Regions from separate parts of the Homo sapiens genome. Here region 1 is linked to region 2. The links are chromatin loops, found by intact Hi-C in ENCODE. Cell type or tissue: PC-9. All regions are shown on one strand. Region 1 overlaps CCR2 (C-C motif chemokine receptor 2). Region 2 holds the start of LOC105377067 (a long non-coding RNA gene).

Region 1 (4,000 bases), 200 kb after region 2:
ATCTCTGCTTTGGAAATCACACGTCTGGCTTCACAGATGTGTGATTCACAGTGTGAATCTTGGTGTCTACGTTACCAGGCAGGAAGGCTGAGAGGAGAGAGACTCCAGCTGGGTTGGAAAACAGTATTTTCCAAACTACCTTCCAGTTCCTCATTTTTGAATACAGGCATAGAGTTCAGACTTTTTTTAAATAGTAAAAATAAAATTAAAGCTGAAAACTGCAACTTGTAAATGTGGTAAAGAGTTAGTTTGAGTTACTATCATGTCAAACGTGAAAATGCTGTATTAGTCACAGAGATAATTCTAGCTTTGAGCTTAAGAATTTTGAGCAGGTGGTATGTTTGGGAGACTGCTGAGTCAACCCAATAGTTGTTGATTGGCAGGAGTTGGAAGTGTGTGATCTGTGGGCACATTAGCCTATGTGCATGCAGCATCTAAGTAATGATGTCGTTTGAATCACAGTATACGCTCCATCGCTGTCATCTCAGCTGGATCTCCATTCTCTCAGGCTTGCTGCCAAAAGCCTTTTGTGTTTTGTTTTGTATCATTATGAAGTCATGCGTTTAATCACATTCGAGTGTTTCAGTGCTTCGCAGATGTCCTTGATGCTCATATTGTTCCCTATTTTGCCAGTGGGAACTCCTAAATCAAGTTGGCTTCTAATCAAAGCTTTTAAACCCTATTGGTAAAGAATGGAAGGTGGAGAAGCTCCCTGAAGTAAGCAAAGACTTTCCTCTTAGTCGAGCCAAGTTAAGAATGTTCTTATGTTGCCCAGTGTGTTTCTGATCTGATGCAAGCAAGAAACACTGGGCTTCTAGAACCAGGCAACTTGGGAACTAGACTCCCAAGCTGGACTATGGCTCTACTTTCAGGCCACATGGCTAAAGAAGGTTTCAGAAAGAAGTGGGGACAGAGCAGAACTTTCACCTTCATATATTTGTATGATCCTAATGAATGCATAAAATGTTAAGTTGATGGTGATGAAATGTAAATACTGTTTTTAACAACTATGATTTGGAAAATAAATCAATGCTATAACTATGTTGATAAAAGATTTAAAAACAACTGGCTGTTTTTTTACACTGTGGTGTGGAAGATTGTGTTGTGTTCACAACTTTTCACTTCTTCCCCTGTGTGATTACACACACCTGCCCTTGTGGTGTGACTTGCAGTGCGCCCTACAGGCCACACACCCCACGCCCTCCACCACTGGCTCTGCTGCTGGAATGTGAGCAGAAGTGACATCTGCCTCATCCAAGCGGAGCCTCTTGCTCAGCCACAGGAAGGCCCATTCCAGATCACACCCGTCAGCCCGTGCGCCCTGGTGAATGAGAAGACACAGGGAGCTGCAGCCACATATAACATGAGCAAGAAGTCTGTGTTTGCTGTGATAAGCCACTGAGTTTTAGGGGTTGTTTGTTAAGAAGCACAAAAACCGATTAAGACATGTGGTATATAGTGACTTCATATATAGAATCTGGAAAACTATCCATTTATTTTCAATCATGGAATTCAATATGACAAGCATCCCGGAGGGTCTACCTATGCCAGACTGGGTTGGAAACAGAAAGACAGATGTTAATGCCAGTGTCCTTTACACCTCCAAGTCCAGGGCCAGCTGTGGAGTGGGAGGGGTAGAGAAGGTCCTGTGCACAGTCACAGTGCGCTGTGCAGAGCAGGAACAGAGGCATCTGTGAAAAGTGCTGAGAGCCTGGAGGACAGAGTGACTAATGCAATGACAGTCTTGCATCATAGGAATAACAGCCACAGCAGGATTTTATTGCTGCCAAAGAAACTGCCATTTAAAAATTGCCAGCCATCCGGGAGGCTGAGGCAGGAGAATGGCATGAATCCAGGAGGCGGAGCTTGCAGTGAGCCGAGATCGGGCCACTGCACTCCAGCCTGGGCAACAGAGCCAGACTCCATCTCAAAAAAAAAAAAAATGCCAACCATCTCTCTTTCTAAAGTGGAATCCTCAAGTCTCGTTTATTCTGGGGACATTTGAGTAGGCTGTTCGAGTTAAGCAGGTGGAAGATGATGATCCCTCATCATCATTCTGAGGGATGAGTGTCTGAAGACTTTTTGGTAAGGAAGGGTCTTGGCATAGCCCACCCCATGCCACCTCCCTTGATCTGTGATATCCCCAGCAGCTGGGGAGGTTGGAGCATTTTGCAAAGAGGCCCCGAAGCCTCCAGAAAGTAAACCTTCAAGAGCCCATCCTTCCTTCCTCTTTTGTTTTTGCTCATTATGAAAACTTCCCTGACAAATTGAAAAGGCTTCAGGTGAGATTAGCCCACAGGAAAAACCACCAAGGGCCACCCAGAGGGGCCACACTGTGACAGAAGGAGTATGGGCTGGTGAGCTGACCTCTGGAAGACAGTGCATGAATTGAGGAGAAGAGATTGGTTCCAGGCATGGGAGGAATGAGGCTGGAAATTTCTTCAGACATTGCCACTTCGGCACTCTGTGTGTGTGTGTGTGTGTGTGTGTGTGTGTGTGTGTGTGTGTGTGTAAACAGAGTCCTGTAATGCAAGGTCCGGCCTTGGCAGCCCCAGCCTGGAGCCACAGTGAGATGTGAGCCGAGGGTTATGCTGGGAAAAACCTCTCCCTCCCAGCACCTGAAAGGCTCTGCAGGCCCAGCAGCTCAGCAAGCAAGGGTAAGGGCATGGACTAACATCTTATTTCATACTATCCCTTATAACACATCCTAATGTAATCAGCTCACAATATGAAATTATTTCATTTCTCTCCAGTCATTGTTTCAATGGGGCCTTAGGGTTGACTGGATTCTGGAGGGCCCTGCCTAGAGGAGGGGGTGCATTCTGTCCCTATGTCCCCTCCTGCTCCATCCTCCACAGCACGTGCCTAGTGGTCTACCTTGTGGGGAATTCTTGTACCTCCCTCTTCTAGGCATGGACTAGCATTGAGAAGTGGGAGAGGAGTGTTAGGAAAAAGGGCAAATATAGACATACCTTGTCTTATTGTGCTTTACAGATATTGTTTTTGTTGTTGTTGTTGTTGTTTACAAATTGAAGGTTTGTGGCAACCCTGCCTCGAGCAAGTCTATTGGTGCTGTTTTTCCAACAGCATGTGCTTGTTTTACATCTCTGTGTCACATTTTGGTAATTCTCCCAATATTTCAAACTTTGTCATTATTTCTATATCTGTTATGGTAATCTGTGATCAGTGATCTTTGATGTCACTATTGTAGTTGTTTTGGGGCACCATGAAGTGCACCCATGTAAGATGGCAAACAATCAATAAATGTTGTGTGTGTTCTGACTGCTCCATGGACTGCCTGTTCCTGAGACACAATAATGTATATATAACAATTATATATATATATATTTATAACAATTATATATATATATATATATATTTTTTTTTTGAGGCAGAGTCGCACTCTGATTGCCCAGGCTGGAGTGCAATGATGTGATTTCAGCTCACTGCAACCTCTGCCTCCCCAGGCTCAGGTGATTCTCCCACTTCAGCCTCCCAAGCTGGGACTACAGGTGTGCACCATCACACCCGGCTAATTTTTTTTTTGTATTTTTAGGAGAGACAGGGTTTTGCCATGTTGCCCAGGCTGGCCTTAAACTCCTAGACTCAAACAATCCACCTGCCTCAGCTTCCCAAAGGGCTGGGATTACAGGCATGAGCCACTGTGCCCAGCCCAAGACACAATAATATTGAAATTAAGCCAATTAATAACCCTACAATGGCCTCTAAGTGTTCAAGTGAAGGGAAAAGTCCCACGTCTCTCACTTTAAATCAAAATCTAGAAATGATTAAGCTTAGTAAGGAGGACATATTGAAAGTCAAGGCCAAAAGCTCACCTCTGCACCAGTTAGCCAAATTGCGACTTCACAGGAAAAGTTCTTGAAGGATATTTAAGCTCTACTCCAGGGAACATGCAAATGAAGAGAAAACAAAGCAGCCATATTGCTAATATGGAGAAAGTTTGAGTGGTCTGGAGAAAAGATCCAACCAGCCACAACAT
Region 2 (4,000 bases):
TTGATCAATTTTAGAGTAAGTGCCATGTGGAGATGAGACAATAATATATTCTGTTGTTTTTTGGTGGAGGGTTCTGTAGATATTTATCACGTCCATTTGATCCATAGCTGAGTTCAGGTACTGAATATCTTTTGTTAATTTTCTGTCTCAATGATCTGTCTAATATTGTCAGTGGGGTGTTAAAGTGTCCCACAGTTATTGTGTGGGAATCTAAGTCTCTTTCAAGGTCTCTAAGAACTTGCTTTATGAATCTGAGTGCTCCTGTGTTGGGTACATATCTATTTAGGACAGTTAGCTGTTTTTGTTGAATTGAACCCTTTACCATTATGTAATACCCTTCTTTGTCTTTTTAAATCTTTGTTAGTTTAAAGTCAATTTGTCAAAAACTAGACTTCAGCCCTGGCTTTTTGTGTTTTCCATTTGCTTGGTAAATTTTTCTCCATCCCTTTATTCTGAGCCTATGTATGTCTTTGCATGTGAGATGGGTCTCTTAAAGACAGCATACCAATTCCTTATCCAGTTCGCCACTCTGTGTCTTTTAATTGGGGCATTTAGCCCATTTACATTTAAGGTTAAAGATAATATTGTTAAATGTGAATTTGATCCTGTCATCATAATGCTAGCTGGTTATTTTGCAGACTGGTTTATGTGGTTGCTTCCTAGTGTCACCTGTCTGTGTATTTCAGTGTGTTTTTGCAGTGGCTGGTAACAATTTTTCCTTTCCATGTTTAGTGCTTCCTTCAGGAGCTCTTTTAAGGCAGGTCTGGTGGTAATGAATTCTCTCAGCATTTGCTTGTCTGAAAAGAATCTTATTTCTCTTTTGCTTATGAAGCTTAGTTTGGCCACATATGAAATTCTGGGTTGGAATTTCTTTTCTTTAAGAATGTTGAATATTGGCCTCCAATCTCTTCTGGCTTACAGGGTTTCCACTGAGAGGTTTGCTGTTAGTCTGATGGGCTTCCCTTTGTAGGTGATCTGGCATTTCTCTCTGGCTGCCCTTAACATTTTTTTTTTTTTTTTTTTTTTTTTTCATTTTGACCTTGGAGAATTTTATGATTGTGTCTTGGGGATAATCTTCTTGTGGAGATGGAGTTCTCTGCGTTTCCTGAATTTGAATGTTGGCCTGTCTATCTAGGTTGGGGAAATTCCCCTGGATGATATCCTGAAATATGTTTCCCAAATTAGTTTCATTCTCTCTGTCTCTTTCAGGTATCTCAATCAACCATAGATTCGGTCTCTTTTTACATAATCCCATATTTATTGGAGATTTTGTTCATTCCTTTTCACTCTTTTTTTCTCTATTCTTGCCTGGCTGTCTTATTTCAGAAAGTCAGTCTTCAGGCTCTGAGATTCTTTCCTCTGCTTGGCCTAATCTGCTTTTAATACTTGTGATTGCATTGTGAAGTTCTTGTAGTATGTTTTTCAGCTCTACCAGGTTTGTTATGTTCCTCTCTATACTGGTTATCTTGGCTGTCAGCTCCTGTATTGTTTTACCATGATTTTTAGCTTCCTTACATGGGGTTACAACGTGCTTCTTTAGCTCAGTGAAGTTTGTTTTTATCCACATTCTGAAGCCTACTTCTGTCATTTCAGCAATGTCGTCCTCAGCCCAGTTCCAAATCCTTGTTGGAGAAGTACTGTGGTCATTTGGAGGAAAGAGGGTCCTCTGGCTTTTTTAGTTTTCAGTGTTTTTGTCCTGATTCTTTCTCATCTTTGTGGGCTTATCTACCTTGGATCTTTGAAGTTGCTGACCTTTGGATAGAGTTTCTGTGGGGTTTTTTGTTTCTGTTTGTTTGTTCATTTTTCTTTTAACAGTCTGGCCACTTTTCCATAGGGCAGCTGTAATTTGTTCTGAATCTGCTCCGGACCCTAGTCACTCTGGATTTTCCAGCACCTAGAGGTATCACCAGTGAAGGCTGCAAAACAGCAAAAATGGCAGCCTGCCCCTTTCTCTGGGAGCTACATCCCAGGGGGGTATGGATCTGTAGGAGGTGGCTGCAGACCCCAGTTGGGAGGCCTTACCCAGTCAGGAGGAACAGGATCAGGGAACTGCTTAAAGAAGTAGTCTGGCTGTGTTTTGGTAGAGCAGCTATACTTTGTTGGGGGAATCCCTTCAGTGTGCAATCAGTTTGGGCTCTCCAAGGCTGAGATGCCCAAACAGGAAAGGTGGTAGCCCTCAACCCCCTACCCCCAGCCCCTGCTGCTGAGCTCTCTGTCCCAGGAAGACAACAGAAAATTGTCAGCCATAGAACACTGGTAGGGGTGACCAGAGACCCTGGCTGGGAGGTCCTGCCCAGCAAGGAGGAATGGGTCAGGGTTCCATTTAAAGAAGCAGTCTGGTCATGCCTTGGCAAAGCAGCCATACTGTGCTGGGGTGTTGCCTCCTCCCCAGTCTGTTTGGACTCTCCAAAGCTCACAGGCTGGAATACCCGAGTGACCCAAACAGCAAAGGTGGCAGCCTGCCCCTCCTAGTGGTCACTCTGTCCTAGGGAGAAATTTGAACTCTGTCAGCCATAGGATATGAGTTGGGGTGGCTGAAGGTCCTGGATGGGAGGTCCTGCCCAGTGAGGAGGAATGGATCAGGGTCCCGCTTAAAGAAGCAGTCTGGCCACAATTTGGTAAACCAGCTGTGGTATGCTGGGAGATCCCTTTCTTGTCTGGTCAGTTTGTACTCTCCAAAGCCCACAGGTTGGAATGGCTGAGTCATCCAAACAACACAGGTGGTGGCCTGCCCCTCCCCGCAGGCACTCTGTCCCAGGGAGAAATCAGAACTCTTTAGAATATGGGTGAGGGTGGCTGGAGGCCCCGGATGGGAAGTCCAGCCCAGTGAGCAGGAGTGGATCAGGGTCCCACTTAAAGAAGGAGTCTGCCCACATTTTGGTAAAGCAGCTGTGTTGTGCTGGGCGAATCCCTTTCTTGTCTGGTTCATTTGGACCCTCCAAAGCCCACAGGCTGGAACGGCTGAGTCATCCAAACAAAAAAGGTGGCAGCCCATCCCTCCCCCAGGAGCTCTACCCTGTCTCAAGTAGGTGCTACCCTGTTGCTGGTGGCTGGCTGGAATTCCAAGCCAGTTGATCTTATCCTGTGAGGTCCCTTGGAAGTGGGGCCCACAGACTGACGCTGCTCTGCTTCCTGGATTCAGCCCTCTTCCTAAGGGTATGTATGGACCTCTTGTCTTGCTTAAGTTGTAGTCATGTTTGCCAAAGATCCCAGAGTAGATTATGTAAAGCTCCTGGGCCTCTGTGCATGCCTAAGCAGCTGCTCTGCTGTGACTCCACACAGCTCTGTGTGTCAGACCCAAGGCCCTGGTGGAGTGGGTTCATGAGGGGGATCTCCTGATCTGAGGGTTGCAAAAATCTGTGGGAGAAGCATGGTTTCCCTGGGTCACACATTCACTCACGGCTTCTCTTGGCTGGGAGTGGGGGTTCCCTTGGGTCTGTGTTGCTCCTGGGTGGGCTGACATCCTGCCCTGCTTTTCTACATTCTCCGTGGGTTGAACAGTTTCTCTGATCAGTCCTAATGTGAGCACCTGGATGTTTTAGTTGAAGGTGCTGAATTTACTCACCCCTTTTGTCCATCTCCGTGAGTGCCACACCCTGTAGCTGCTTCTAATCGGCCATCGTGGCCCCAACTTCCAATTTTAAAATAAATATTTTAACTTTTATTTTAGGTGCAGGGATACATGTGTAGGTTTGTTATATAGGTAAACTTGTGACTTGGGGGTTTGGTGTACAGATTATTTTGTCACCCGGGTACTAAGGATAGTACCTGATAGTTTGATTTTTTTTCTGAACCTCTCCCTTCTCCCACCTTCCTCCCATGAATAGGCTCCAGTGTCTGTTGTTCCTCTCTTTCTGTCCATGTGTTCTCATTATTTAGCTCCCGCTTCTAAGTGAGAACATGTGGTATTTGGTTTTCTGCGCCTGCATTAGTTTGCTGAGGATAAGGGCCTCCAGTTCCATCCATGTTCCTACAAAGGACATAATCTTGTTCTTTTTTA

Evidence for each region. Peaks named below come from ENCODE experiments on the same cell type or tissue, not always from the same donor. Only the 100,000 strongest peaks of a DNase experiment are listed, where the experiment ranks them.
Region 1: it touches region 2 in a loop (9-fold over the local background); 3 of 110 quality-filtered maps call a loop at or near these places.

The regions. Positions count from the first base shown.
Region 1 is chr3:46,359,876-46,363,875 of GRCh38, forward strand. CCR2 (C-C motif chemokine receptor 2) reads left to right here. Exons shown (of 2, transcript NM_001123396.4): 2 at 1-1,065. Among named protein-coding and RNA genes, the nearest start is that of CCR2, 7.8 kb to the left of the region's middle. In PC-9, no CTCF peak of the experiment used is centred here; a DNase peak (open chromatin) is centred at 1,716; H3K27ac peaks cover 909 bases.
Region 2 is chr3:46,160,707-46,164,706 of GRCh38, forward strand. It overlaps LOC105377067 (a long non-coding RNA gene), which reads left to right and starts at 2,768. Exons shown (of 2, transcript XR_940805.3): 1 at 2,768-3,156. In PC-9, a CTCF peak has its summit at 2,481 (motif pointing left); DNase peaks (open chromatin) are centred at 2,685 and 3,125; H3K4me3 peaks cover 2,509 bases; H3K27ac peaks cover 2,922 bases.